Linked DNA regions of Homo sapiens: region 1 is linked to region 2. The links are chromatin loops, found by intact Hi-C in ENCODE. Cell type or tissue: prostate gland. All regions are shown on one strand. Links, peaks and the distances in the headings refer to the core of each region. The heading gives the core; the rest is flanking DNA.

The links. Peaks named below come from ENCODE experiments on the same cell type or tissue, not always from the same donor. Only the 100,000 strongest peaks of a DNase experiment are listed, where the experiment ranks them.
Region 1: it touches region 2 in a loop (2.2-fold over the local background); 3 of 110 quality-filtered maps call a loop at or near these places.

Annotation. Positions count from the first base shown.
Region 1 is chr7:55,101,377-55,117,466 of GRCh38, reverse strand. The region is part of intron 1 of EGFR (epidermal growth factor receptor); the gene reads right to left. Among named protein-coding and RNA genes, the nearest start is that of EGFR-AS1, 80 kb to the left of the region's middle. In prostate gland, for the core only: no CTCF peak of the experiment used is centred there; DNase peaks (open chromatin) are centred at 6,196 and 7,936; H3K27ac peaks cover 1,993 bases.
Region 2 is chr7:55,169,096-55,181,994 of GRCh38, reverse strand. EGFR (epidermal growth factor receptor) reads right to left here. Exons shown (of 28, transcript NM_005228.5): 16 at 10,782-10,820; 17 at 8,871-9,012; 18 at 7,952-8,074; 19 at 7,175-7,273; 20 at 517-702. It overlaps EGFR-AS1 (EGFR antisense RNA 1), which reads left to right. Exons shown (of 2, transcript NR_047551.1): 2 at 1-2,245. Among named protein-coding and RNA genes, the nearest start is that of EGFR-AS1, 13 kb to the left of the region's middle. RefSeq lists enhancers at 1-175, 176-795. In prostate gland, for the core only: a CTCF peak has its summit at 683 (motif pointing right); DNase peaks (open chromatin) are centred at 584 and 4,104; H3K27ac peaks cover 6,901 bases.

The sequences.
Region 1 (16,090 bases), core at 3,621-11,620, 68 kb after region 2:
TGACAAGCTGCCTCGTTTTCTGCAGCTTACCTATAACATGCTAATTGAATGTGGGAGTTACAGAGTGTGGGTCCCCCCCACCCCGGGAAATGCCCCTCCTTGTAGACTGCTATGTCTTTCATTGGGTACCATTATTTCTCATCTTTTCTTGCCTGCATTCAACAAACTTTTACCGATCTAAAAAGGTGGCAAGACAACTTTTACCCACATCTCTATTCCACTTTATAAACTATTTGAATAAAAAGATTAAATATATTTCCCTTCAAATTTGCTGAATAGTTAAGTAATTGATATGGAAGATGTATGTGGCAATCTTTGGGGGTTTACTGTGAGCAATTAGGAGATGTTTTCTACTGCTGGTGGTGTATAATTTGCTATAACTGCGCTGGAAAATGTTTTGGCAATATCTTTCAAAGCTACTAAAGCGACCAGTACCCTCTGACCCAGCAACGCCACTCTGAGGTACCCAACAGAAATGCAAACAAAAGTTCACCAGGGACACGTGGGACAATATTCATAAACTTGTAACTGCAAGAAAAGAGAAAGAACCCATATGTCCATTGGCGGTAGAATGGACGAACGCAGTGTGGTATTCTCCTATGATGGAACTGCCCAGTTATGGAATGCAAGAAATACAATTTTGCAGCACAGCATGGAAAAATATCAACACATAATGTTGAGTGAAAGAACCTGACCCAAAGGAGTACCTACTGGAGGATTCTATGTAAGCAAAATTCAACAGCAGGCAAAGCTGGCCCATCGTGCTGGCCTTAGGATGGTGGTAGCCCTGTCCCAGGAGGCAGCACGGGGTGCTTCTAGGGTGCTGGTATGGTCAGCTGTCCTGATCTGGGTGCCACTTACAAAGGGCTAATTGGTTTGTGATATTGGCCAAATTACACACCTTTGACTTGTGTGTGTGTGTGTGTGTGTATGTGTTTTTTTTGAATTTAGTTATACTTGAAAGTTTACTTGAAACATTTCTAGAAGGCTGCTCCCTCTGAGCAAAGCTGCCTGGGCAGCATCGAATTCCCAGTCAGGAACTCATGTTTTTAGAAGGGAGTTGTGGTGAGGCTCTTAGGAGTACATAAATGAGAGGTGCAAAAAGTGGGGTGCTTGGTGCAACTGGATTTCTTGTGGACAGCGGCCAGGGGTGGGATGTGCGCATTGCGTGGGCACAGGAATCTCAATAGCTGGCCCCAGAGCAGAAGCAGAGAAGGTGTGAAGGCCTGGACTCTTCTGAGCTTGAGGTCAGGGGATCTACTTGCACATTAGAGTTATTTAAATGAGGAAAATGCATGCCCTTTTTGAATCGATGTTGTCAAGCCTTTCTTTTCCTAGGAGAATCTTTCGATTCCCAGCATGGGGAAAGCATGTTTTCAGGTATTAAAATGAGTAAGGTTGTAACAGTTACCATGAATCCACATGTTGTGCCCCATTCTAAATCAAGTATGATGATAACAAACACTGTAACCCGTGCCTAGGAACACTTGTTTCAAACTTCAGACCCCTCTCCAGTTACATGGGAAGCATGGCTGTGGGCATGCATCTCTCTCCGCATAATCTGCGGTCGCTTAAAACTTAAAGTTATGGCAAACCATGTTGTCCTGATGATTATAGTTTCCTGATGTCACTCCCCATTCCAGTTCTGCAATCCCAGGGACATCCAGTCCAACTACCCAGCAAAGACACCTGCCTGCTACTGTATGACGGCATTGGCTGAGTTTGAGGAGGGCACACAGGAAGCTCCAGGTGCTATCTACAGCCTCTGCATAGGTAAGTCACTGGGTCCTGAGAGCAGACCGGGATATTTGCAGGGAGCTCATGGATGGGAATGTGAAGCTGAAATTTCACTATACCTTCAGGAAGGCTTCCAGGAACCCCTTGAGATTCAGAGAACTGCGAGTTACTCTCCCTTACTGCCATTGATTATAAAATCTATTTTTAAGAGAAGGAATAGCTAAAATCTTAGATGATAATAAATATAACTTCTTAAATCCAGTAGAGGACAATAAATATATGTTAAAACGAACTCATGAAAATAGCAGCCATTGACTGAATATTTAGTTTGTGTAGGCAATGTGCTTGGCGTTTTTACAATAATCCTGGCAGGTAAAATGAAATGTAAATAAACCTTATTCACAGGACTATAGTGAGGTTAAGAGATCATGCCTGTCTCACTTTTATAAACTATAAACTATGTGAGTGCCTGGCTCACTTTTCTGATACTTTTGTCTGAACAGAGTCTTGGTGATATTTTAACTTATGGTATTTTTTGAAGCCATACTAAATTCTCATGTGAATTTAAAGAATAATATAATGCCTGTAATCCCAGTGCATTGGGAGGCTGAGGCGGGCAGATCATGAGGTCAGGAGATCGAGACCATGGTGAAACCCCGTCTCTACTAAAAATACAAAAAATTAGCCCGGCGCGGTGGCGGGCACCTGTAGTCCCAGCTACTCAGGAGGCTGAGGCAGGAGAATGGTGTGAACCTGGGAGGCGGAGCTTGCAGTGAGCAGAGATCGCACCATTGCACTCCAGCCTGGGTGACAGGGCGAGACTCCATCTCAAAAAAAAAAAAAAAAAAAAGAATAATACAAATACAAGTTGCAGTGTTTCATTATTTCTACACAATGTCCTTCTCTCAAAAGCTGATATTTATACAGGCGGTAACAATATATTTAGAATTTTTTGTAATGCCAGAAAAATAACAAAACATAAACACATTGATTAATACTTTAAGTCCATTGGACATGGATACTATAGGAAAGAATGGATTCCCCAGTCATCTCAAAGCCAAAGGTTCCTTGTTATAAAAAGTTAGAAATACAGATTTTTTTAAAAATAGTATTTTTAAAAAGGTACTAAAAGTCCAATATTAAGAAACTTAAAAATTATTGTATACATAGATATAAAATTGAGTCCTCTAATAATTAAACATCATGTATTTTTAAATGTTTTAATTTATTTATTATTTATTTTAGAAACAGGGTCTCACTGTGTCACCTAGGCTGGAGTGCAATGGTGCAATTATAGCTCACTGCAGCCTTGAACTCCTGGGCTCAAGTGATCCTCCAGCCTCAGCTTCCTGAGTAGCTGGGACTACAGGCATGTGCCACTACACCTGGCTAATTTTTAAGCCTCAAGTGATCCTCCTGCCTTGCCCTCTAAAGTGTTGGGATTATAGGTATGAGCTACTGTGGCCAGTGTAAACATCTTTTAAAATATTAAATGGTATAGGAAATATCTCAGGATATACTGTTAATGAGCAAAAACACACACTAATATATTAATAATCATTGTTCCTAAATGACAAAATTCTGTGAGCCTTTTATTTACTATAACATGCTTTTCTATATTTTTGTAATATTCCAGAGTGCCCATGTCTTACTTTTTACATTGAGGCTGTGAAATGTGAGAACACAGGAAGGAACCTGGTTTTGGCACCTCTGTGGAGCAGTGCTTCCCACCCTGGCCACAAGTTAGAGTCACCTGGCAGCGTCCAAGCCCCTGCCACCATGGCCGTGCCCATCAGAGTGTCGGGTGAGGCCTGGCTTGGCAGCAGCTGCTCAAAGCCCCCAGCAGGCTCCAGGGCTGCTGCAGGAAGGCAGGCACCTACTTTCTAGAGGTCTGTGGGTTTTGGATGGGGCTTGAAACCATATCAAAAACTCCCAGAGCCCAAACACAGCCCTGCTTCTTATCAAATCACCTTGGAATCTCTGTCAAAGCTAAACATTCAGGGATGTTTGTATCAGAATTAAAGTTCTGTGCACTCATAGGGCAAGAGTGTTGAACAAAAACTAGAGTTCTAAGCTATGCTTTTGGATGAAATAGTGAATCTAATTGAGATTGTCAATGATTTTTTTCCTTATCGATCCTCTATTGAAGGAGGTACATTGACAAAACATTGGGAATGTGAAGAGAATGTGGTTTACTTGTCTGTGGGGGGAAAACATCACACTTGTACACATCAAAGATGGAGGAACCAAAACCACCATCCTGCAAACACATGGGAGAGGGGAATTGCTGTCAGGTGTTTTCAACTGTATATTTCACCTGGGAAAAAAAAGAAGGAAATTTCCTGGGTGCCAGGTGATTTGAATAGGACATTTTTGTGGGATTATCGAGGCAATACCATGTTTACTGAAAGCGTACTGTGTAGCAGGCACTCACATAGTCTCACACAGTCAACACGACCATGAGGCAGAGCTGGCAGGCTTGGCAGTGTTGGGTCATTACTAGAATGTTTAGGGAAGGGAGTTGTTTTCATTCACGGAGCTTCCTATTTAACAGAAGGTTAAGGAACAAAACCTCTTTCCAAGGTGACTTTTGAAAAACTTTCTACAACATACAGGAATCGCTGCTCCCCTGGCAGACAGCCTGTCGGTGCCTGTCATCCAGCGTCTGGTACAGACATCTCCTCCTTTTCATTCTCAAAAGTGTCCTTGTGTGGAGGGAAAATGATATGGTCACTCTGAGTCTAAGGGGATAATTTAATCTTCCTTGATGACTATCTCTGGATCGTCAAGATAAGGTTGATTCCCATTATAAAAGACAAAGGCTGGAACCTGGGAATCAGGTGTTGCACTGGCACTTGACTGTAAGGCTGTATGGGATAAAGAAAGGTGCACAGTCCTGGAAGTTGGGGGTCTGGGATTCCAGTCCCTGCTCTACCAATGGCTACCTGTGTGACCTTGGCCGGTTACAGAGCCCTCCGACAGCAATTCCATAGTCTACAAACTCACTGCCTTGGTATCACAGGGCAGAGGGATTCCCATCCAGCGTTTCCTACTTGTGCATTCCCATACTGATCTCCAGAGGCCGGCAGGAAGACCCTTCCTCGCTTCACAGGAGGCTGCTGAGGCTCGGCCAGCCACTCCACAGGGCCTTCTGAGGGGGCAGCCATGGCCCTCGGGCCACACTTCCTGTCTACTGTGAGATCAGCCCCTGGCCACACCAGGCCTGATTCTGAGGCCATGTCTAGGCGATGTGAAAACTCTTGATTGAAAGTGACCACCCCAGCTAATCATCTGTTTGTTTTGACTCCAAATGATGGGTTTGAGCAACGTGCCACCCCGGGCAGCTGCCTCAGTCGCCTGGCTGCTGTGTGCTCATGGTTGGCCTGAGACTTTTCACCCACCATGCAGGGCATGAACTTCTGGAATTTGAAATGCTTGGGCAGGGGAATGACCCTGAGCCACAGCACTCATCAAATCACTACTGAACCACCCTTAAATCGTGTGGCTATCAAAGTGAGTCACAATGAGACCCGAAGGGGTGAGACGCCGACTGCAGAACTGCTGTCTAAGCTGGGTATCGGTTTGCAGTGGGGACCTCTGTAGGGGGACCTTGCTGCCCTGCTTCCGGTGAGTCCTGTGGGTCACTTAGTGAGGGCGTCGTGGGTGAGGCTGGGTAGCCCAGGTGTCTGCCTCAGTCACGCCAGGAGTTCCAGTCCCAGCTCTGGCACCCATCAGCCAGAGACCCCAAGCCCATCACGCAATCCCACCCTGGGACCCCACCCCACATCAGCCATCCGTCAGGTGGTGACTGCTGGTTAAACGAGATGCTGTAAACAGTGCCTGGCACACAGTGATGTAGAAGCAAAGGAATATGTTTCACCTCCTTCCTGTTTCAAAAAGGTCTCCATTAATTGGCATCATCATAAGCCCTCCTAAATGTGGTATTTACACGTCATTTATCTGCTGGGCTGCTGACATAGAAGGACAGGTCTTTACAGAGGAGCTGGCTATCATAACATCCAAACACTCCTCAGGTGGGTGCTCGCCTGTGCACCATCTCATCTTAGCTCACTTAACTGAGCCCACTCACTCCCGAGCCAATGCCAGCTTGCTACATATCAAGTCCAGGAATTCATTTCTATAGGATTTTATTCAATCTAGAAAGTAACATGATTTTTAGTGTTTTTTAGACAGTATTTTGAGCAATTTAAAACCCCCTAATACAATCACTGCTGCATTTTATTCAGGAAGCCTGGTGGGTTCTGCTTCAAGCCTGTCTAATCAGTGGCACAAACAGGCTCAGGAAACTGGAATCCAAGTCTAATAAATAAAAGGTGTGAGGTTTAGAAAAAAAAAAAAACAAAACGTCTAGCAAGCGAGATGAAACCTGCCTCGCTGGGCAGCTGCTCTGAAACCGGTTACTGTGGATTGCAAATCATACCCTGGCTGATTGAGCCCTAAACCACAAAATGTCTAAAGAATGAAGCAAAACACTTTAGTTCTAGTGCACTTTGGTGTAAGAAGGAATCCATTAGAGTTAGAGGACTCAGCGGGCCAGGCAGAGAGAGCACACACCGCGCGATACCCGAACCCAGCTGGCAGGGTTTCTTGGGAAGAGTGCAGTCAGCTGTCTGCTAGCATTCAGCGATTCCAAATCCAATTTCTATGGTTTCTGAATCAGTTCCTGGGATATAAATGGAAGGGGGGAAAAAGCAACAATGATGCTTCCAAGAATAAAAGCAGTTGCAAGTCTGGAAAACCCCCAAAACTCCATTCGCTGGAAGGAAGCTTTTCTGAAGGCACTTGAATCCCCTTCATTTCTGCATAGTGTCAATGGAAAATGAAATCACTCCCATCTTGGCCCTGAAATGCTTCTCCAGCGACTTCACACCTGGGCCCAAGATCTGCCAGGGGCCAGCTGGTCATTGTGCAGAGGCTGGTGGCTAATGGCCAGCGAATGGCAAGAGAAAGGAGAGCGGGGCTAAAATCGGTCCCAAATAAAGCATGAAAAGCAATATTTGAAATTCTACTTCCGGATCCGAACAGGAAACAGAATGGAAACCCAGTAAATCACAGACTGGAAAGTTGCTTTGCTCCTTAATTCCCAGTCACACAGTCTCCTATGAACTTCCTGGTTTTGGACACATGCTAATTGAGCTATAAATAATTTAATGATCGTAAGACATTTAACATGGGAAACAAAGGCCTATAAATCATCGGGGTCAGTGCCAACGAAAATTGGGGGCTTTGCCCAGCCTCTGTCCGCCTTTCCCAGTGTGTGGGGTGGGAGAGCTGCCCCATGTGTGAGGACGCCCCGCAGACCGGGCAGGCTTGGCTGCAGCAACCTGGATACATGCTTCTGCTTTATTATCTTCTTGGGTTAGCAGTGATCAAGTCACAGAGACATCCATGTCTGCAGAGACCCCTTTTCTCTCTTTTTGGCTACATTCCTACTGGCACAGAATACATAAATAGGAAAAGAAAATAGATATTTATATTTTCCATTATGCTGTTTTAAATCTACTATGTCTAGAATTTTATAGCATGGGATATGTTACATATTCTTTTAAAAATAAGGTAAATTTTCTAAATTAAAAAAAAGCTCAAAACTTGTTGTCTCTGGAAATTCTCATAAGATTCCTAGGAATCTCCTCACTTCTTCCCTCCCCAGCAGTATCTCATCATGTGATGCCTCATAACAACATACACTGTGTGTTTATGCTGTTATCTCTCACATTTTTCTTTCTGTGCCTCCTCATGTACTTTCTTACTTGGTTATCCGGATAACCTTCTCAGCGCGGAGAGGTCGCCTGCCGGAGGGAACCCACAGCAAATGCACAACCAGCCAGCAGCCCAGAGCTCCCTCTTGTTCTGAAGTCCAGTGGAGAACTGTTTTAGAGCTCATTCAAAAGGAGATGGGCTTTATATTTTTGTTTTCATTTGCTGAAACACCAGACAGGCCCTTTTGTCATGGAAATAAATGCAATCCTAGGCCCAAAGGAATGATAGAATTTGTCCTGTGAGTCAAAAGTTTATACCTAAACCAGGAGAGGATATCCCTTTAAGAGCAAATTTGGAATTAAGCCTCTCTGCAAAGGTAATATTCTGACTAGCAATGACTCACATGGGAAAGCGAGGAAGGCTTTGAATTACTGCTTCAGAACCTGTCTTGTCTTGCTTTCTGCTTGGTCGCTGGCAAAGAGGAGCTGCCCTAACCAGTAAGCAGCAAGCATTGCAGTCGGCTTTGTGCTTTGTAGCAGGTCCTTGATTTTTTTTGGAGAGGGCCATGAGGCCACACCTCAAGGGCCAAATCAGCCTGCAGTCATTATTACCTGGGAACACATCCCAACACCCGATTCTTCCATTGCTGTAGATAGTCCTTAAAATTTTCCAAGAATAAAAGCATCTCAGTTTAACTATAGAAAGACTTGATGCTTGGGAAGAAGATGAGGGTATCCAGACCCCTTTTGTTTAGGTTGCATTAATATGTTTTATGTGGAAATAGATTTTAAATGACTTTGCAGATCACATAATTTAATCCTCTGTGCACATTAATCTATTTCCTTTCTGATGTTCAAGGTTTGGGAATTTATTTGCCTAAGGAGGCAATAAATTCTTCTTCCTATGGGACTGTGCTGCTCATTCTGCTAAATGCTGTCCCTCCCACCTTCTCCCTTGCAGCCCCCTCCAGCGTATCACTCTATTGCAGTCTCACTGAGCAATGACCGTCCTCACAATGTATCCTGCTGATTTATATGTTTACATAGGCATTTCTCTTTCCCCACTAAGATGTAAGCTCCAAAAGAACAGCAACTTGCCCAGCCTGTGTTGAGGTGCTTAGTTCATGTTTGTGGAGTTCAAATCACTCCTTAGGAAGTTGCACATGAAGTCAAACTTTGGCCCTGTTTCGCTTCCACCCATCCATTGCCTCTTATTCTGCCACCTGGAGTCCTACAGATTAAATCGAATTTCGGTTTGGAGTGACTGTGCTTTGAGAATGGAGTCCTACAGATTAAATCGAATTTTGGTTTGGAGTGACTATACTTTGAGAATTTGAAGATGGCCCTCCTACCTGCAACTCCCTTCCCCATCTCTCCTGTCATGACTAACTCACGCCAGTTCTTTCAACTAGTGTTCATGAATTCCAGGCATGGCGACTTGCCTTCAGCCTACTGCTATTTCTCAACTTCTGAAAATGTAGCATGTAAAACTCACAAACCTCTGACCACAGATTTCACTTCCCAAAATTATTCCACAGACACTCACTCAAGTACCTAAAAATGTGTGAACAAGGATGCTCATGGCAGCCATTTATGGAGATAACCCACACATTCGACAACAGAGGAAGAGACAGTCACTCTCGGACCCCTCTGCACACCGGCACCCAGGGCAGCTCTGGCGGAGTGATACGGCCCCTGTGCGTGAACATGGACAGTTCCGAACATGAGTTATAAGTTCTAAGTCATGACTAGAACATAAGCATGATTCTATTTTTGTTGAAAATTCTGTGGGAATGGCCTATGGCCATTTCTTATCACTCAGGGCTTTTCTAGGCTCTTGCATGACAAATAGACTAACTCAGGGTCAGAGATTTCTGCATTTGGAATGAGTCACACTGCAGCTAAAAATCACCTTTCAGAAGTTCTGCCAACTTAAAAAGAATAGAACTTTTGTCTCAACTTCATCTTTCAAACACAATAACTAAAGAGGAAATACAGATTTTTCTAAGGCATCCAATAGGAGCCAGAAAAAAGATGGTTCTTTTATACAGCAGTGGAGGTGTTCATGAGCTGTTCTGTGTTTCTTCACATTTTTATACATAGTATAGTACCATTTACATGAGATTTAAGTATTTTCCTTAGTTTGCAAACCATTTATTTTACAAGTAGGCGTGTCTTTTGAATAGCTTGTGCCAGATAACGGGGGAACAGGGGGAAGATAATGCAGAGTGGGCAAACTCTATATAGCATATAGGCACTTGTGCAAAAAATAATCTTCCAATTTCAAATGCAAATATTGTTCTGTCCTCAAATCTGTGGCCTTGAGAATTTGGAAGTCAAATGTGCTCTGAACAACTGGAATTCACTGCCGTGATCTGCAGCATTCTCTGCCTGGCAGGGCAGTGCTTGGGACATGCAAGATGCTGGAAGAGATGAACTCTGTGCAGATGTCTCATGCCCTGCAGCATCCACTCTTCACAAATTTCCTCTATTTGGGGTTATACTGCCAGTATTTCACATGAAATTCATTAGACGTGAACATCTGAAATAATAGATTTTTTATATTGCTTAATTCCATAGGTGCCACGGAAAACAAAAAAAGAAAAATGGAAAAACAATAGGTCTCTGTCATCAAATAACATCAAATAACAAAACCCAATGGGCATTTTTCTTGATTGAGGGAACAATATTCTTCGAGTGATCGTTTTGCTTGTCATGTGGCTTGCCAATGGAAATAGGAAAAAAGTACACACCTACTATCAGGAAGAAAAAAACTGGGGAGGGAAAGAAGGCAAGGAGCAGGGAAGAAATACATAATTGTTACCACATTAACTAGTCTGTATGCACAATCAGAACGTTTGAGTTCCAATAAACCAGATGCTGCCAAAATATGCTGCTGCTTCTATCTTTTCTGAGTGTGTATGTGTATACACACACATACACACACACATATATTTATTTATGGGCAAAACAAACTGACTTTTCCTGTATTTTAATTTTGCTTGGGAAGGCACAAAGTTGGCAATATATATGTTTCTACTTACATATTTAGGATGTTTATTGTGAAAGCCAATTCAGGAATATTTGAACTGTAAGAGTTGAAGACAATTCCATGGGTAATAAGGTAATGTCTTGACTTGATAGATTTTTACCAGGATCTCTAAATATGATTTTTTAAAACCGACTTTAAAATGTACACTTTACAGTGTACATTTTACAATGCAGCTTTGAGGATAAATGATAAACCATCACATTAAGGATAAATGTTGATAATAGGATACATCAGACTTCCAGAGTTTAGGAGACATGTCTTAGAATTAGAGTCAGGACTAGCCTTTTGCATGAAATAATTAATTTGAAGAGTTTTACTTTAAGTCTCTACATCAAAGATAACATTTCCTTCAGGCCTGTGGATTGTGGAGTGCACAGGCAGTGCAGGCCTGATTTTTGGAGGGATATGTAAAGGAAACAGAACTGAAGATTGATAAACAATCCCTGGACATATTGGTGCCCAAGGAAAGCAGATCCATTTTGCATTGAATGAGCAGGGCAAAACTGATTAGGAAATGAAGGCATATTGCCACAGAATGAAGGGAAAAGGTGGGCTTGCCCCACTGGAGGGACTTACTAGGGTTCTCAGAAAAGGGAGGATGATGACAATATTGGTGGCTTCTGACCCAGAATGGTTTTGTGAGTTAGGGCGAGGGGCCCTACAGACACCTGGACGCACACTGTTCAACGTACTGCTGGGGGAGCAGTGAGCGTGTGCGTACCTGACACATCCAAATCCACTCCAGGATTGCAGGCACTGTACTATCAGCACTGCCCTGCACTGAGCTGCTGCTGGGTTTTTGGAATAGCAGTGGCTGTGAGTTTCTGCTGATGTCATCCCACATTCAGCCCTTGCCGCTAGGCTCCCAGACCTGGGTCTCTAGGTCTCCTGGGGACTCTGCACTACCTGATACAACTCCTATACCAAATTCTTAAATTTTGTTGTTTTCAAGTAAGCACACAGAAATCTATGTGTGTCAGCCCTTCTCATGTTATGCTTAAAATTTTGTCACATTCTCCACATCTGAGTTATCTCACAGGAAAGAATAAAAATAAGTTGTTTCTAAAAGCTTATCAAATAGAACATTTGTCTTAAATTATGTCTTATCTACCAAACAGATGTGTTTTTTTTAACAATCAAAACAACTAAATTAAAATAGTTAATGCATTTGGAACAATGGTTAATATAAATAATCTTTAGGATGAAATCAGAGTTCTTTCACTCTTTCTATATAAGCCCTGATTAGACTGATGTTTTGTGATTCACCCTGGATGTTGTCAAACCCTGTAGAGTCAGATGTGTAGGTGGTCTCAATTTGCACTAAAGCTCCCTAAATGCTTCTCCAGTTGTGCCCATGGCTAGTTCACAAGGCTATCATTTGTGCAGAAGCTGTTTTCATGAAGAAAAGGAGGGAAACAATTAGTGTCCACGTTAGGATACTGGAACTACTAGAGCCTGGTTCTCTTTGATCATGAAAGACTCTGTTTTATCAGAAAGTAATAGAGTAATTCCCTCTCTGCCAACAACAGAAAACCATTTTAAAATCTTAGCGCTGACTTTGAAAAGCACTTAGAATGAGAATAAAAAGCAACAGCAAATGATCTAGTTTCATCTCAAATACTTGAAGTGATGAAGGCATAATCTTTCTGCAGTTTTCCACTTGTGCATTCCCCACTCTTCTCAGCCACAAACCACACCAAAAGGTATGTGGTATATTTCTGAAGGAGCCACATTATAAATGAATGTATCATTCTTGCCTGAGCATTTGACATCAGGGGAGATGGCTAAAAATAAGCAATAAAGGCAGACATGTAACAACCGCAAGCTCCTCTAATAATAATTTAGAACATTCATTAGACTCCAAATCCAAAATCAAAAGCAAACATCCATTGTACAAGCACTTTATAAAGGGGCACCCCTGCAGCATAAAGTGACTATATCAGGCAAAAAGCTTGCTATTAATATTCCTATCCCTGGAATTCTTACTCATCCAGATTTCCCCCTTCAGTTACTTTTTCTCTTTCACTTGAGTAGTTTTCTGAGTGCAGCTGATCTGCATTGGATCAAATGAAGCCAAAGCACAAGCAATACATGACTATAAATCACTTTTCCTGACAGTCTGCCCACTTCCTACTGCGTTGTAAAACAACAGAAAAAATGTGGGGCAGTAACATGAATTTTTGGATGAAAAGAGTCAATGCCCCTCAGAGTTACTGAGGCAGCCTAGCCTCTTACAGTGGGTTGGGAGAGAGGGGAAGAGGGGCAGTGCCTAGGCACTGGATCAAGCCAGGCAGGGCAGAGCTTTGGGACTTCACACGCCGACATATTTCCACTAAGAACATAAATCGCTCCTCATCATTTGTGAAACAGTTACCGCATGCGGTAGACAGTGCCATATGCATCCCTGGAATCCTTCAGATAACCCCCACAGATAGGCTCTAGGTTTTCTTAATTGAGAGATGAGACAAATGAGGCTCACGAAAGTCAACTTGCCAAGGTCATCCAGCCAATAGGCAGCTAGGGCAGGACTGAAACCCGGCCTGTCTCAGAATCCATGGGGCTCCACATCTGCATCTACCAGGCATCATCCAGCACAGTAGCAGCGACGGCGGAGTTGGGAGCCTACGGAGGACGGTTTCAACCCAGCTTGGCAACCTGCTCCCTGCACGGCCTTAGGGAATTCCATGGCACTTGCTCTCCATGCCTCGGTCTCCTCACTGAATTGCCTGCAATGCCTTTTGCCACACAGATTGTGGATGAGGGGCCAAAGCACTCGGGATAGTGCCTACCAGACAGGAGCATTCGAGAAGCTGCTCCTTTATCGGTAGCAACAGGTGGTCTATCCTACTCAGTGCTGCCCAACACTGCTTCTAGACAAAACAGGCACACGCCCTTTATAACTCCTATAAATTGGATTTGAGTTGGGCCTCGATTGACATTGCTGTTTCTTAATATGAGCACAGGAACTTCTACCCTTCTGGCATGGAAAAATAAAAATGAATATAATGCAAGTAATGAATTTTTAGAAACAATGTCATTTCAGAACAGTTTCAGTCTTGTGAATTAAAAGATGTGAGCCTTCTATGCAGCATCCTTTATTCTTAAACCAGAGATGATGAAATCTGTATGAATAGTCACATGTCATGTCTGGTAGGCATAGGTTCAAGTATATATAAGGATGTGACAAGGAAGAAACAGTTTCCAGAATATTTAAGAGTCTTTTACAGGTCATATTTCTACAGACTCTTATGTTTGAAAGAATGTGGCCCAATGTGGACCATCCAATATCCAAACACCCACGACATCATTCTTTGGTTAGATTTAACTACCACCACCCACAGGCACATCATTCCCTCCCTAAGCATTACCCTTCTGTAGCTCCTTCTAGACCAGCTTTCTTCCTTAGCTTGTGCTTTAAATGAAAATCTGCCAGCTTTTCACTTAGTCTCTGAATGCAATGCTGCAGGTTCATAAATGGTGGATCACATTCTGTAAGGGTATCTTTACAAAAGTATATTACAGGGTGTTAGGAAGGGAGATATATTTGAAGACATATTATGGTTATGCACTTCTGCAATGAGACTGTCTAGTTAACTAAACCATAATATTAATTAAGAAATCAGTTTAAAAAGCAACCCTCCCAAATCCCTTTCCATGTATTAAGCACACAATTCAGATTTGCTCAGAGAGGACACACACTGAAGGGCTTGCAGAGACTGGGAAAGGTCATCAACTTCATAAATGGATGCTCTCAAAGTTCACCAACAGAGGATGCCTCAAAGAAGGGGAGGACATTCGGAAGCAGCTCACCCTCCTGAGGAAGAAAATACTGAAACTGCACTAAGAGTTCTGATGCAAAAAGATAATTCATGACCCATATGGGGAGTCTATTCTTATATCTTTCTCCATCTTCCCAAACTCCCCAAACTTCTTCAAAGGAAGAAGAAACTATACAGAAGTATTTTTAAAATCTACAGAAGTCAAAGCACGTGGCCTTCTTATTACATTGTCTGAAATGTTCCTCTTTCAAAGATGTTAAGGACTGCAGAATCTGCAAGATTTAATTTTTCCCTCTCCTCCATGCTTTAAACAAAATCTGATTTCACCATCTAGCTAGGTATATCAACCAACAGTTACATAGTGTGCCTCCTGAGAATGTTTATCAGGAGTTTTAAAAAAATTTTTAAAATTTCTATTTAAGATATATAAATGAACAGATACTTAGATAAACATACACATTATACATGTGGTATATAAATTTCATTGCTTAATTCTGACCCTAAAGAGTTGAAAAATGTTTTTTCCAAAAAGCATTTTGACGCAAACATCAGGGGAAAACCATATATTGTTAACATTACTTTTGGTAAAAAAAATTGTTACATTGTTTTGCTGAAATCTTATTCTTTTGACGAGCTGGGCCACCAAGAAGCAGCAGACGCTGCAGTTCAGTGTGCATGTCCAAGTCCAGTTCAACTTAGTGAGTGAACAATATGCAAAGAGCAATGTGTTAGCTGCTTTTAAAGCAGAGTTGAGTTAGACATAGTCCTTCACCTGGAGAGCATGGCTCAGGTAAGATGAGCCAGACAGACCAGGAGAATGTGGAGTGGAGTGCCCTGCTGGAGGTCGAAGGTGGCTGGGGTTCCTGGAGGGAGCAAAGCCATCTGGCTGAGAGATGGGGAGAGGAATTTGGAAATGTCCTTGGAGATTAATCTTGAGGGGCAGGTGGGAATCTTTCCAGTAGGGGTCTTACAGGTGGGAGTGGGGAGCTGAGGCTCTGGGTGAGGGAAGGTGGTGATGAGTGGGGGTGGGTCACATAAGTGGGCTTCTGTGGAGCACAGGGACCTGCAGGGCAGAGGCAGGGAACACGTTCAGAGAGGTTTTCAGAGCCACACAGTGACAGGCTTTAATGCCAGAGTGACAAGTTTGATGGAAACTGAGGGTTTTAGTCAAGAGAATGTCATGATCTGAGCCGAGCTTCGATACAGAGTTTCCCGACATAGCACAACCTCTTCCCCTCACCACGTGATCCAAGGCTTCTGGGCTGCGTGGAAAAGGGATGGGAAGAAATTAAGTCAAAATTGCTGAACCTCCGTTGCTCAACCTTAGAAAATCCTAGAATACACAGTATGCTGTGGAGAACTGTTGACAGGCAAACTTGTTCTAAGTTTCAAAATGGGAAAGAAGATGGAGATATTATAAATACCTATCTCAGGAAAAAATATAGACAGTTTAAAAAAGTTGCTGTATGTGCATGTACAGACAGACTTGTTACTCCTAAATGCAGGTCATGTGTGGCTAACCTGTTTCATAGCTGGGCAGTACTACAAAGCGGACAGGTCAGGGCAGCAGCCTCAGCCAATGCTGTGCCCGGACGCAGCATGTGCGGCAAGTTTCTCCTGATTCAACTGCACCTTAAAAGGAAGTATGCAGGCTGGCTGATAGGATTTCATGGATTCGTGACAGGTTAAAAAAAGCACAGTGATAAGAGGATGGATTTCTCAGTAGGTGAGAATTAAAATGGTGTTAAAATACAGAACTCAGCCTCGCTCCACATCCTCACGGTAATTCAGTAAATAGAGCG
Region 2 (12,899 bases), core at 271-8,270:
GAAAGGGGGACACTTAGCCAAGGCCCCAGCCACATAGCAGCAGCAGCTGCGCCCTCTGTCAGCTCCTTGCACCTCCTCACTGGGCCTCCTGCAAGGCACCTGCTCCACTCCACCACTATCACCTGGGTCCTCCTGGCCTTGGCCTGGCTTGCTTACCTTGTTATCAAGTCCTGAATGGGGGAAGCAATATTCCTTCTCCACTACAAATCACCACAGTATTCACAAAGAATTCCAGAGAAATAAGAACAGAGACATCAGACCACACTGAGCACTCAATAAAGAGAAAATTCTTCAAAGGTAGCTGATTGATGAGAGTTTCCACATGCAGATGGGACAGGCACTGATTTGTGCACAAGAAGATCAACTTGATTGAATCCAAAATAAAGGAATGTGTGTGTGCTGCATGCACGCACACACATATCCCCATGGCAAACTCTTGCTATCCCAGGAGCGCAGACCGCATGTGAGGATCCTGGCTCCTTATCTCCCCTCCCCGTATCTCCCTTCCCTGATTACCTTTGCGATCTGCACACACCAGTTGAGCAGGTACTGGGAGCCAATATTGTCTTTGTGTTCCCGGACATAGTCCAGGAGGCAGCCGAAGGGCATGAGCTGCGTGATGAGCTGCACGGTGGAGGTGAGGCAGATGCCCAGCAGGCGGCACACGTGGGGGTTGTCCACGCTGGCCATCACGTAGGCTTCCTGGAGGGAGGGAGAGGCACGTCAGTGTGGCTTCGCATGGTGGCCAGAAGGAGGGGCACATGGACCCCTTCCAGGTGAAGACGCATGAATGCGATCTTGAGTTTCAAAATACGTACTCATGGAGGAAAAGCTGTGCCTGCAAAAGACCTAGCACAGGGACGTTTACGCAGGGCTGTGAAGTGACAGATGCAGTGGGAGAGGGCCCCTCCTGGGTGCATCTGGGGATTCCCCATGACAGAGAGGCCCAGGCAACAGTGGCCATGAGGAGCACATTGGATAAAGGAGGAGTCGGAGTCACCTGATCTCTGAGTTTGGGAACTGATAGTATCTTTGTTATGAAGACCTCCGCCTCAAGGTTGAGGATGCTGTGTTTTAAAATATCATGAGGGCCTGTAGGAATCTGTGTGGGGTCCGGAACACCCTGGGTAATGACTGACCCTGCACATCAGGAACGCTGGCTGTGGGTGCTGCAGAGGACAAGCGATGGAGAAGGCATCCGGGGAGCACCGAGCCAGCAGGGAGAAAGGCCTCCCTTCCCCACAGGCCAGGCTTGGCCCTGACTGTGCTCTGGGAAATGGGTGGGCATTTGGGCTGGGGACCCTGCCCACAGCACCTCTGCAAAGAGTAGCTGGATAAGCTCTTTCAATAGACCAGTCCCAGGTTTTGAAATGGACAGAGCATTCAATCTACAGTGACTAAAGGCTGCCTGGCTGCCCGGGACCCATTTCTAAAGAGAAGTGGTCTCTCTGTGCTGTGCCCCCAGGCTCCCTATGGGAAATCCATGCTGCACTGAGTCAGGCATCTGCTGCCCTGCTAATTCCGGCTGGCTGCCAAGGCAGGGGCCTTCCTTTGACAGAGCCATAAATACAGACTTTATTTTAACCCTTCTGCTATTCTTGGGCTGAGGAAGCTAAATTTATTTGCAATCAGGCACACAATGGGGCCCTCTTTTCTGTCTGACTGAGAATGAGGGAATCCCCAATTTCCACCCATAAATTCTCTTTCTCTTTAAAATACAAATGGTGGTGACCTTTTATTCAGATATGGAAAAGAACACACAGACTGTAGCAGAAAGCATCCACAGCTGCTTTTCACATCTCAGCAATGCCTATGTTTTGAGTGTGGACTTGGGCAAGTTAGTTTCTCTGCAGAAGTGAACACACTGAGCCAGGCTCTGAGATAGGGTGCTGCTCCAGGGTGCCCGGGCAGGTCAGGAGCAACAGGCTGGCGGGAGGCAGGGTGGAGATAGGAGACAGGAGACAAAGGCAAGGTGGGGCGAGGGGACACAGACAGTGGACCCTCAGTATCTGGGGAATTGGTTCCAGGACCTCCCTTAAATATCAAAATGTGAGGATGCTCAAGCCCCTGATATAAAGTGGCACAGCATTTGTGTGTAACCTACAGACATCCTCCCATCTACAGCATCTCCTGATTACCTATAGTACCTAATACAGTGCAAATGCTATGTGAATAATTGTTATGCTGTATTGTTTAGGGAATAATGACAAGAAAAAAAGTCCGTATATGTTCAGTACCGATGCAATTTTTTTCCCCAACGTTTTTCATTGTGGTTGATTGAATCCATGGATATGAAACTGCAGACATGGAGGGCAAACTGTAAATATTTACTAAAATACAAATATGCTCACACGCTTTCCTTGCCCTAAACCCTGCCCTGGCCGTCCCTGTTCCTGGGAAGCCCCGAGGCTGACTGCCCTCCTCCCTCCAGCCTCTGGTCCTCCTGCCCACCTTCTCCCCAGGAGAGCTTCCCTCCACCCTTACCCACGGGAGAACCTCTGTCCCCAGAACCCACCTCCTCCTTCCTTAGCAGACTCTTTCTCAGAGGAGCCTTCCTCGACTCTTCAATCTAAATGAAACTCTCCTGGTATCTTGCAGTTTTTCCTTCAGAAAGCAGCCTCAGCATTGCCTGGGAACCTTTTAGAGCCACACATTCTTGGGTCCCGCCCCCAGGCCAAGAGGGTGAAATGCAGGAGACAGGCCTAGCCTTCCATATGAACAAACCCTCTGGACTCTGAAGCTTGATGAAGCTGAAGAGCCACTGCTTTGAGGCAGTCATCATAATCTGTACTTAAATATTTGTGTGATTTTAAAAATACCCTCCCCACCAAGTTTTTGAGGAAAGAACGGCTTGGTCAGCCCCTAGCACACGCTTAGGGTCTAGCTGGCGCTCTGCAGTGTCGGATCACCCGGCACACACTTGCTCTTACGTTGACTCAAGTCTCCGCCCCGTATCTGTTGGCAAGTACGTGGCAAGTGCTCTGAGGGCCTGGACCTTTGCTTCTTCAACATTCCAGCAGGGACTAGGGCAGATCTAGGCACATACCTACTTCAAAACTGTCAGGGTTGAACTGTACTGAAGTCATGAAGGTCAAAGACTCAAAGCAAGTCAAAGTCCAGGCCACTTGCATTCAAGACAAACAAACAAAAACTATAGCTTTAAATATTTCCTGCAGAGTGTTTAGGCTCTCTATTTTCAAGGAGAGTGTGTGTTATTTTCCTTTTATATTCTAAAGATAATGCCACAATTTTAAAGAAGAGAGGAGATATTTAATATCTGTGGACTCAGTAGATATTGAAAATATCCCTTTAACTTGGATAAGTGCTTGTTTATAAAAAGTCAGAACTGGACAGGGCCAGGAAGCGTATTTTGTCTGAGGTCACTGTAGTCAGAGGGTAAGCTGAGGCTGACGAGGTGAACGGCCCACCTGAGGCCACCCTGAGCAGGGTCAGGTCAGGCCCACAACCAGGTCTCCTGACCCTGGCTCCCTCCATGGCCCACTGCTCACCCCAATGGGTCGGAGGCGCCCCAGGTCCTCTGTGTGAAGGCAGCCTGTGGGGCCTGTTGGGTGCTCCAGTTAACAGACTTTAGACGTGGGAGACACACACACAGTACACCTAGAAATCTGTTTTGCGTTCCCTTCCATTGCCTACCCTAAATTTAAACTGGAAAGCCTATGAAAATTTAATACGCCATGGGATTGCCAGAAAGCACAAATCACATCTCTCCCCCGGAGTCTGGGAAGCTGTACAACCATAACACCAAAGAAACCCTCTGGCTCTTCCTATTTTCTCAAGATCTGGTTGAGACTTGAAAACATATTGTATTCATTTGAGAGGGAAGAAAAATCTGCAAACCAGAGCAGTTTGAGCAGCCCATCTGCTGCAGGGCCTCGCAGGGCTGACCTGGGGCTGGGAATGGGGAGCAGAGCGGGGGGCGTGGGTGTCGGCCACACAGAGCCTGGAGCCCCGCCAGGCCCCATCCTACTAACATCTGATAGACCCACTGGGCCATCACTTCCTCCCCACCCAGCAGGCACAATGGGAACGCTGTTCAGTCGTGTGTCCCGTTCGGTGTACGCAGAAGCTAAAGCGAGCTTTGTTCTCGGCTGTTTGTCTTGGAAGTAGTAAACGTGCACCGTGACCTACAGCAAGCATGCTTGGTATTCCACAACAATCTTCGTGGAGCCCCAGCACCCACAGGCTGGCAGGCAGAGCGCACAGTTGGAGCCCCCATGGCTCCTAGCCCAGTCCCACCGCAGGAGTGTCCCTGAGGCTTTGTGACCTTGAAAGCCTGTTATTTTGTCCTAACTGCTGACATGACTTTTGGTTCCTTCCTTCTGGCTTGTCTCTCTCATCTGTGAATGGCTCTACCGTATGAATTGGGATTCCACTAGCTCTTGAACTCCTTAAGGAGAGGTGTACGTCCAGCCTTATGAATGAAGGGCAGGTGTCCCCTGCATTTTAAGAACTTTACTCATTCACTAAGCCACTGCTAGCAACATGGAACTGGGGCTGCAGTGTGTGTGCCGGCTGTGGGGGCCTGGTGTCTGCAGGGGAACGTGAGTATGGAGTCATTGCTGCCGTGCATGCGTGCATGTGAGTCTTTCTAAGAGCACACATGGCCCCATGAGCTGTCCTGCCACAGGATTAAGGTGCTATTTAACTCCCTGTTGAAATTGGCCTGGGCACTGCTGGCTTTTGCTTTCTTTACCAGAAAGTGCCTCCTCCAGCTTCCCCCTCTCCATCCCAGTGTGGTGCCCTGCCCGCCAGGATTGCTGGTGAGGCCTGGGCAGCCTGAGCTGCAGGACAAACCACAAACCACAGGCTTCAGGGAACACTCCAGGCTTGTCGCCCTCTGACTGCAGCAGACATGACATCCATCATTGGAGAGGAGGGGGGACATGGCCGCAGTGAAGAAACATGGGGCAAGGAAATAAAATGATGGAGGGGGAAGAGGGGATGAGGAGACAGGACAAGCAGGAGGCCAAACTGAGCTTTCTTTTATTTCTTTTATTTATTTAATATATTTAGGGATATATATATATTTAGAGAGAGATATATATATATTTAGAGAGAGATATATATTTAGAGATATATATCTCTAAATATATATAAAATATATATAAATCTCTAAATATATATCTCTCTAAATATATATCTCTCTAAATATATATCATATATATTTATATATCTAAATAACTATATACAGAGTATATATAGATATCTATATTCAGATATATATAGGTATCTATATTAATATTTATATCTAACTATTTTTTTGAGCAGGGTCTTGCTTTGTCACCCAGGCTGGAGTGCAGTGGTGAGATTTTAGCTCACTGCAGCCTAGATCTCCTGGACTCAAGCCATCTTCCCATCTCCTGAGTGGCTGGGACTACAGGCATGAGACACCACACCCAGCTAATTTTTTATTTTTTGTAGAGACTGGGTCTCAGTATGTTGCCCAGGCTGGTCTCAAACTCCTAAGCTCAAGGGATCCTCCTGCCTCAGCCTCCCAAAGTGCTGGGATTACAGGCGAAAGCCACCATGCCAGGCCCATGGACGCTTCAGATGTTGGGTGCACTTAACTTTTAAGCCTTGACCTTATCTATCTTCTACCCCATTTCCAACTCCACAGAAGCATATTTCCTCCAATTAAAAGGTCCTGGGGGCACTTTTCAGTGAACACTGCTTCCTTCCCAAAGCACAACTATTGTCTTAGAATACATCCAAACCCTCCTCACACTGCATTTATAAATACCACTGAAATTCACATTTCAACATGATTTTGTATAATTTATTAGAATGTGTTGAATGAATAAAAAATGAATTAAGGAAGCAAATTGTGCACAAAGATTTTCCTACACAGCACAGGTGAGGGGCCAGAGATTGTAAGTGAAAGGCTTCACAGATTGCCCGTCTTCCTGTATTTCTTGTGGTTATGTTAATAGACTTAACATTTTGTTACTAGGACTTGACTCAATTTGTAAACCGTTAAAATGAAAGCTAATTTTTCTTGATAAGTATATCATCAATTTTACAGATTTTTTATTGTATTATATCAATTCATCATCTTTCATTTAGAAGTATATCAACATGGGATTTCCCCTACTATAATAAAAGGAAGAAAAGCTGCCCAGAGAAAATTAAACTGTAGATTTCCTCCAATTAAAAAATTGTATCTTAAGACATTTTTATAAAGGCCCATGTTCTCTTTACTTGCTATGTATTCTGTGGGTTAGACATGAGGCGGAGGATATTACTCTCTGGCTTTTGTCCTTCTTGGCTGTAAGATCAACTAAATTCTCTAGAGTTTTGAGGTAATAAGTCAGCCATTTTTCCTTTTCCTCGATTCTGCTTCCCTAGTCCGCTGCCTGAGCCCCTTGACCTCCTCTTTCACTTGCTCTGTGTTGGGACAAGAGCAAAGGTTTCCACCAACTCACAGCAAGCCCAGGCCAGTGTAGAAGAGGCTCTGTCAGACTCCAGCCAGCATCTTCCCACCACTGGCTGGGGAAGGCCCAGAGAAGGTGGAGAAAGTTCAATAGAATTGGTAGTAAGAAGATAACAATAATCTTGTGGAATTTTCCAAGAACTTATTCCACAAAGTAACAATCAACAGACACTGGAGAAGAATGTGAATTATTCTGAGAGAAAGTACAGAAGGTGGGCAACAGTTTATAGACTGCACGCCATCATATTCTAGGCACCTTTAAAAAAAGCCATTTCAAAGATGAGATAACTTGGTGGAGTGAATTGAATGCAAGTTTCAGAGTCAGAAATAACAAGGGGCTTAAACCCTATCCCAGCCATATAAGGGTCAGCCAATTTCTTTATGCCTCCATTTCTTCATCCAAAAAATACCAAAAACAATACCCATGCTCCAGGCTCACCAAGAGCACTCACTCATCATGCGTGTCAAGAAACTAGTGCTGGGTAGATGCCAGTAATTGCCTGTTTCCAGCCTTTTGGGGTGGATACCAGCATGGGAGAGGCCAGTGCTGTCTCTAAGGGGAGGGAGTTATACCCACTAGAGCTAGAAAGGGAAAGACATAGAAAGTGAACATTTAGGATGTGGAGATGAGCAGGGTCTAGAGCAGAGCAGCTGCCAGACATGAGAAAAGGTGGGCCTGAGGTTCAGAGCCATGGACCCCCACACAGCAAAGCAGAAACTCACATCGAGGATTTCCTTGTTGGCTTTCGGAGATGTTGCTTCTCTTAATTCCTTGATAGCGACGGGAATTTTAACTTTCTCACCTTCTGGGATCCAGAGTCCCTATGACAGAGAGAGAAGGAAGACGTTAACTGGCAATTGTGAGATGGTGCCACATGCTGCCCAGTGATCTGGGTGGATGTTACCAGCGATGCACCCCGAAGGTGAGGGACACTGGGGCTGTGGAGCCGCACCTAAGGCTGATATTGCTGGGGGCTGTGACGCCCCCGCAGCCCTGCAGCTGTTGGGCTCCACGAATCACACTGATTATTTAGATAAAAGAATCTCAAGCTTGTAAAGCCTGTTATAAAGTCCGTGTGGATCATTTCATCCAGAATTTAATGATGCTGCGTCTAGGCCTAACTGAAATCAGATTTCATGCAAAGAGGATCTAGAAGAAGCAAACGAAGATGAGCCCATTTCAGCTGGGCTGCATTCTGATGCCGTGCGGTGAGAGGCGGCCCTCCTCCCGCCCTGTGCTGCACCCCATGGCAAGGTCAATGGCCCCTTTCATAAAAATGCCTTTGGTCTGTGAATTGGTCTCACAGGACCACTGATTACTGTGGTTATAAAAGATTTCCTCTCAATAACTTGGGAAAAACACTGGAGTTTCCCAAACACTCAGTGAAACAAAGAGTAAAGTAGATGATGGAAATATACAGCTTGCAAGGACTCTGGGCTCCCCACCAGACCATGAGAGGCCCTGCGGCCCAGCCCAGAGGCCTGTGCCAGGGACCTTACCTTATACACCGTGCCGAACGCACCGGAGCCCAGCACTTTGATCTTTTTGAATTCAGTTTCCTTCAAGATCCTCAAGAGAGCTTGGTTGGGAGCTTCTCCACTGGGTGTAAGAGGCTCCACAAGCTGGGGGGGACAAGAACACAGAGACAAGGGTCACCTCAGCCCTCACCATGCTGGAAAGCAGTGCCAGACATGGCCCAGCAGGGGGACCAGCAGCCACGGCATGGGCTTGGGTGCCAGGACACGGCACTTGCCAGCTCATTTGGAAGGACAAATGTACGCCTTCTCTACAGAGCTTGACAGAAGTTGGTAGAAACACAGGCTCTGATACAGGTGTTCTTTAACTGAACAGCTACCTTTCAACAAACACAATTTCTATGTCTGTTTCCACGCCTATTAACTGGATTGAAAACTCCGGTAGGGAAGTTGTGCATGGCGGTCGTTTGGTTGGGGCACATCACACGCGCTTATGCTTATGAGCCGCTGGGTTGCTCTTTCCAGAGAACATGGCTTCCAGCACAGGACTGGGCTGTGGCGAAGTCCATCATGGACAAAGCCACTGTGTGGACAATGGTGTTTTCCAAAGCAGGAATCTCTCGCCTTCGCCACAGTGCCAGCATGGGATCAACAGCCAGGCTTCCTGGCCTCCCTCCTATGCACACACAGGCACCGGGTCCTAAGCAGATGCCACACAGCTTTGTGGACATTGAAGGGTGCAGCCTAGAAACATTGCCATTTCCTCGGATGGATGTACCAACATGTCACCAACTGGGTATAACTGCACATTCAGAGATTCTTTCTGCATCATAATACAATTATGTATCTAACATACACAACTGCTAATGGCCCGTTCTCGGGGCTGGCCCTTGTTCCTGTCGGGGTGCGAGGGCTCCTGAGCCCACCCAGGACTGGCACTCACCTCCCTCTCCTGCAGCAGCCTCCGCAGCGTGCGCTTCCGAACGATGTGGCGCCTTCGCATGAAGAGGCCGATCCCCAGGGCCACCACCAGCAGCAAGAGGAGGGCCCCCACCATCCCAGTGGCGATGGACGGGATCTTAGGCCTGGAATGAGGTGGAGGAACAAGGAAGGGTGAGGTTGCTGACAGATTCCATGGCCTTGGCACTCAACACGCCCCTGCATGTTTCAGTGCACTGACATCTTGTAGAATGATCTTGGAAAGTGAGACACTATGTAGCTTCTAAAAGGAGAAAAAACAGGCTTCTAAGGCAACGTTTCCAACTTTCTCAAGCTCTCCCCAGTCCCCTACCAGGCACACTTTTCCTCATTTTTTAAAATTGAGGCTTTATCTGGACCTCTCCATATAATGAGTATTTTTCAATTTGTTGATTAACAAAATATGATTCAAAAAATAACTTAGACTTCAATAATGCTTTTTCATGGATTGGTATTTTGTTCATTCCAAGAGTATTTCCATGCAATTGAAGTGCCATAGTCCATACACATGGACCAGGCACTGCCTCTGGCCAGGCTGGGTGAAGGGACTTTTTGGCAATGCTGAGACTCCTCTGGGTCCTTGGCTTTTAAGATGAGCACATGGATTGTGTGAAATACTCTCTGAACGAGCTTGAAAGGGGTTATAAAGGAATAGGATTCAGACATAGAAAGCATCATTGTGATGAGTGATGTCATCATGCAGCCTCAGACTGTAGGGTGCATTTAATCCTCCCTCCCACAGAGGTCATGTCTAGTTCCAGAGAGAGGAAACCAGAAGCCACATGTGCCAGCTCACTAGAATACCGTAAGATATAAAGAATCATTTGCTATGGAGCGCATATCCATAGGGCGCCACAAGAGTAAGGGCGGGTGAACAGGAGGAGAAGAAAAAGATGGAAAAGAGCAGATGTAAGAAGGAATGGCCATGACTGGTTTCCAGGTGGAGACATGGTGGAAAGCCCCGTGACTAAGATCCCTGAGATTGCAGTGTGGAGTGGGGAAGTTCTGCTGGGTGTCCTAGCAGCTCACTGAAGAGATGGGAGTGGAAGGGGACCCAGTCTTTTTGAAGTTGCCTTCTTCCTCGATCATGTGACACTGGTGGCAGGAGAGAGAGCTATGGCTGTCAACTCGGGGGCGGAGGAGCATGCCAAAATGAAGGAAGGGCAGTGGTGAGGAAGGGACTTTGTAAATGTTACCAGAGATGGCAGAGGGGCCTGGAAGTTTGGTTCATGTTTGGAAACATCCAAAATGGCAAACAGGTGCTCGGTGTATAATTCCATGATTCCTGGCTAGACGCCATCGAGAGTAACACCACTCTTTCCTGGTGAGTTTGAATAAGACTTTTCAACCTTGCTTTTCTCAGGGCTTTGCTCTGGCAAACTGGCCAGAGCTGATGTTGAAGGAAGCCCTTTTGCCTTTGCTGGGCAGTGTGTCTGGGAAAGAAAGCAAGGAGAAACACTCCCCTATGCTGGAGGTTGTCATCGAACAGAAAGGCCACTCACACACAGGCTTGTGATGGGACCAATGGGGTAAGTGGACAGAAAAAAAGAGGAGCTAGAGGCACAGAAGGACCCAGCAAAACCAGTGGAACCAAGGAATTCAGAGGCAGGCCATGCATCGAGCAACGGCGGAGCAGGGAGCAGCCCCAGCACTGTGTGTCCAACTTTCCCTCCACTGAGGACAAAGTTGGCACGTGGAGCCACGTGGAACCAGCTGGGCAGTCTCTGCAGAAACCCTGGCTGAGGGTAGGCTGGCCCAGAGCCATAGAAACTTGATCAGGACAGAGGACAGTCAGAAATGCAGGAAAGCATCTTCACCCACAGCAGTGTGGTCATTCTTGACGAGGTCCATGTGACACAGAGCTGTGAACACTTACCCATTCGTTGGACAGCCTTCAAGACCTGGCCCAGTGCATCTGTAGGAAGTGAAAGAGAAATATACATTTTTCTCATTCTACTTCTTTGGCATATATTTTGGAGATTTTTAATTAAATCATAAAGCAATATATGCTAAACTACTCTTAAATAATTAAAATCACTATGTGTCTGGATGTTGGATTGGTGGTTAATTATTTATTATGCATTTATTCATTTGTTCATTCACTCAGCAAATATTTTTGAGTTTCTACTCTGTGACAGGCGTTGTTCTAGCATTGAACAAAGCAGCCAGTTTGTTATTGAGATGTTTTCACATCTGGCTTTTGACACAGATAATTGTCCCACAGCTGGCTCTAGAATTTCAAACAGAGGGGCAGAAGGAACCAAGGCTAGAAGCATGGACTGGGGCCATGCTAATTACGGAGAAGGCTGGCAGCATGGAGTCCCTGCAGGTTTCTGACAAATTCTGTGCTTTGAACAATCATCTGGCAGCGAGGAGGAAGAGGTCAGTCCTGGGGGTGATGGTTAGCTACTAGTTGGGGTGAGAGGCACTGGCAAAGGGAGTGGAAGGAAGGAAATGGGTAGGATACTCTTGGGAACCTGGCGGCCCACGTGCAGGGGTGGCAGAAAGGAAAAGCGGGGGGAACAGACACGTGAAGGCATGAGGCTCAGTGGCAGGAGGAGGCCGTGATGATCACAGATGCAGAAGGCCAGGCATGGAGGTGGCTGCATCCACCCCAACCCAGCTGAAACTCTGACGGCAGAAGAGAAGGGATCCATCCTAAGCATGACTCCTGAGCAGCTGGGCTCCCGCTCTGGTGGGACACGCTGCCATCATTACTTTGATTACAGGATGATAGTTTAAAAAGGCAGAATAACATGGCTTTGAGACTCTCATTTCCTGGCCTGGAGAAAGATGGACAAGTACATTTCAATATGTGAGAGGCCTGGGGAGCCCTGGTGTAACACTATAATCTGATCCTAACAGTTTCTATCTCTGCTCTCCAGGTCTCTGTTCTCTACACTGCTCTTCTTAATTTGGGGGTCTGGGTGCTCCCTCTTTTCCATGGTGTCATGTACTGCAGTCTTACCCCTGTGGTGCTTTTGAGCTTAGTTCATAAACCAAACACACAGGCTTCGTAGGGGTGGAATATACAGGAGACCTCGTTACTGCCCACCCCACTACCTCCTACAGACACCAAACAGTCTGAGACAGAAAGCAGTCACTCAGGAACAGACCTAATAGCAGTCTCTCCCTGCCTGCTGAATGCAATACAATGGGAACACCCGGCAGAGGGAGGGCAGATTGAAACTGCAAATTTTCTACAAGATGCAGTCTTATGCAGGCTCTGAAAATGCTTTTGGGCAACCATAGGGATTGCTAACAAGAAGCTGTGACAGACTTGTAGGGAAAGGTAGACCAGTTGACCCTTGAAGAGAAGCTGGACAAGGACAGTGGCAGGACGGGGCTGCAGGAGAGAAGGATGTGAGAGCGTCAGAAGGCGAGGGGCTCCTGCTGACGCTGATGAGGCCCTCGGTAACTCTGCAGAAATGACTATTGAGTATGAACTCAAGCAGCTATAGCATGTTATTTAATTCTGTCAGAAAAATTATTCTCTGGCTCCCACTTGATTCTTTTTTTTTTGGTAAGGAATTTATACATATTTGCAATTATAGCAGTAACTAAACTTTGTTACATATAATTAAAATAGGCAAATTTTCATATTATTTGGTTTATTAGGATAAAGATTTCAAAGCAACTTTCTCCTCACCGTGTACTATGAAAACACAGTTCCATTTAAAAATAGATATTCCTGCTGGGCGCAGTGGCTCACGCCTGTAATCTCAGCACTTTGGGAGGCCAAGGTGTGTGGATCACTTGTCAGGAGATCAAGACAAGCCTGGCCAACATGGTGAAACCCTGTCTGTACTAAAAATACAAAAATTAGCCAGGCGTGGTGGCAGGTGTCTGTAATCCCAGCTACTCGGGAGGCTGAAGCAGGAGAATTGCTTGAACCTGGGAGGTGGAGGTTGCAGTGAGCCAAGATCACGGCACTGCACTCCAGCCAGGGTGACAGAACAAGACTCCGTCTCGACAAAAAAAAAAAAGAAATAGC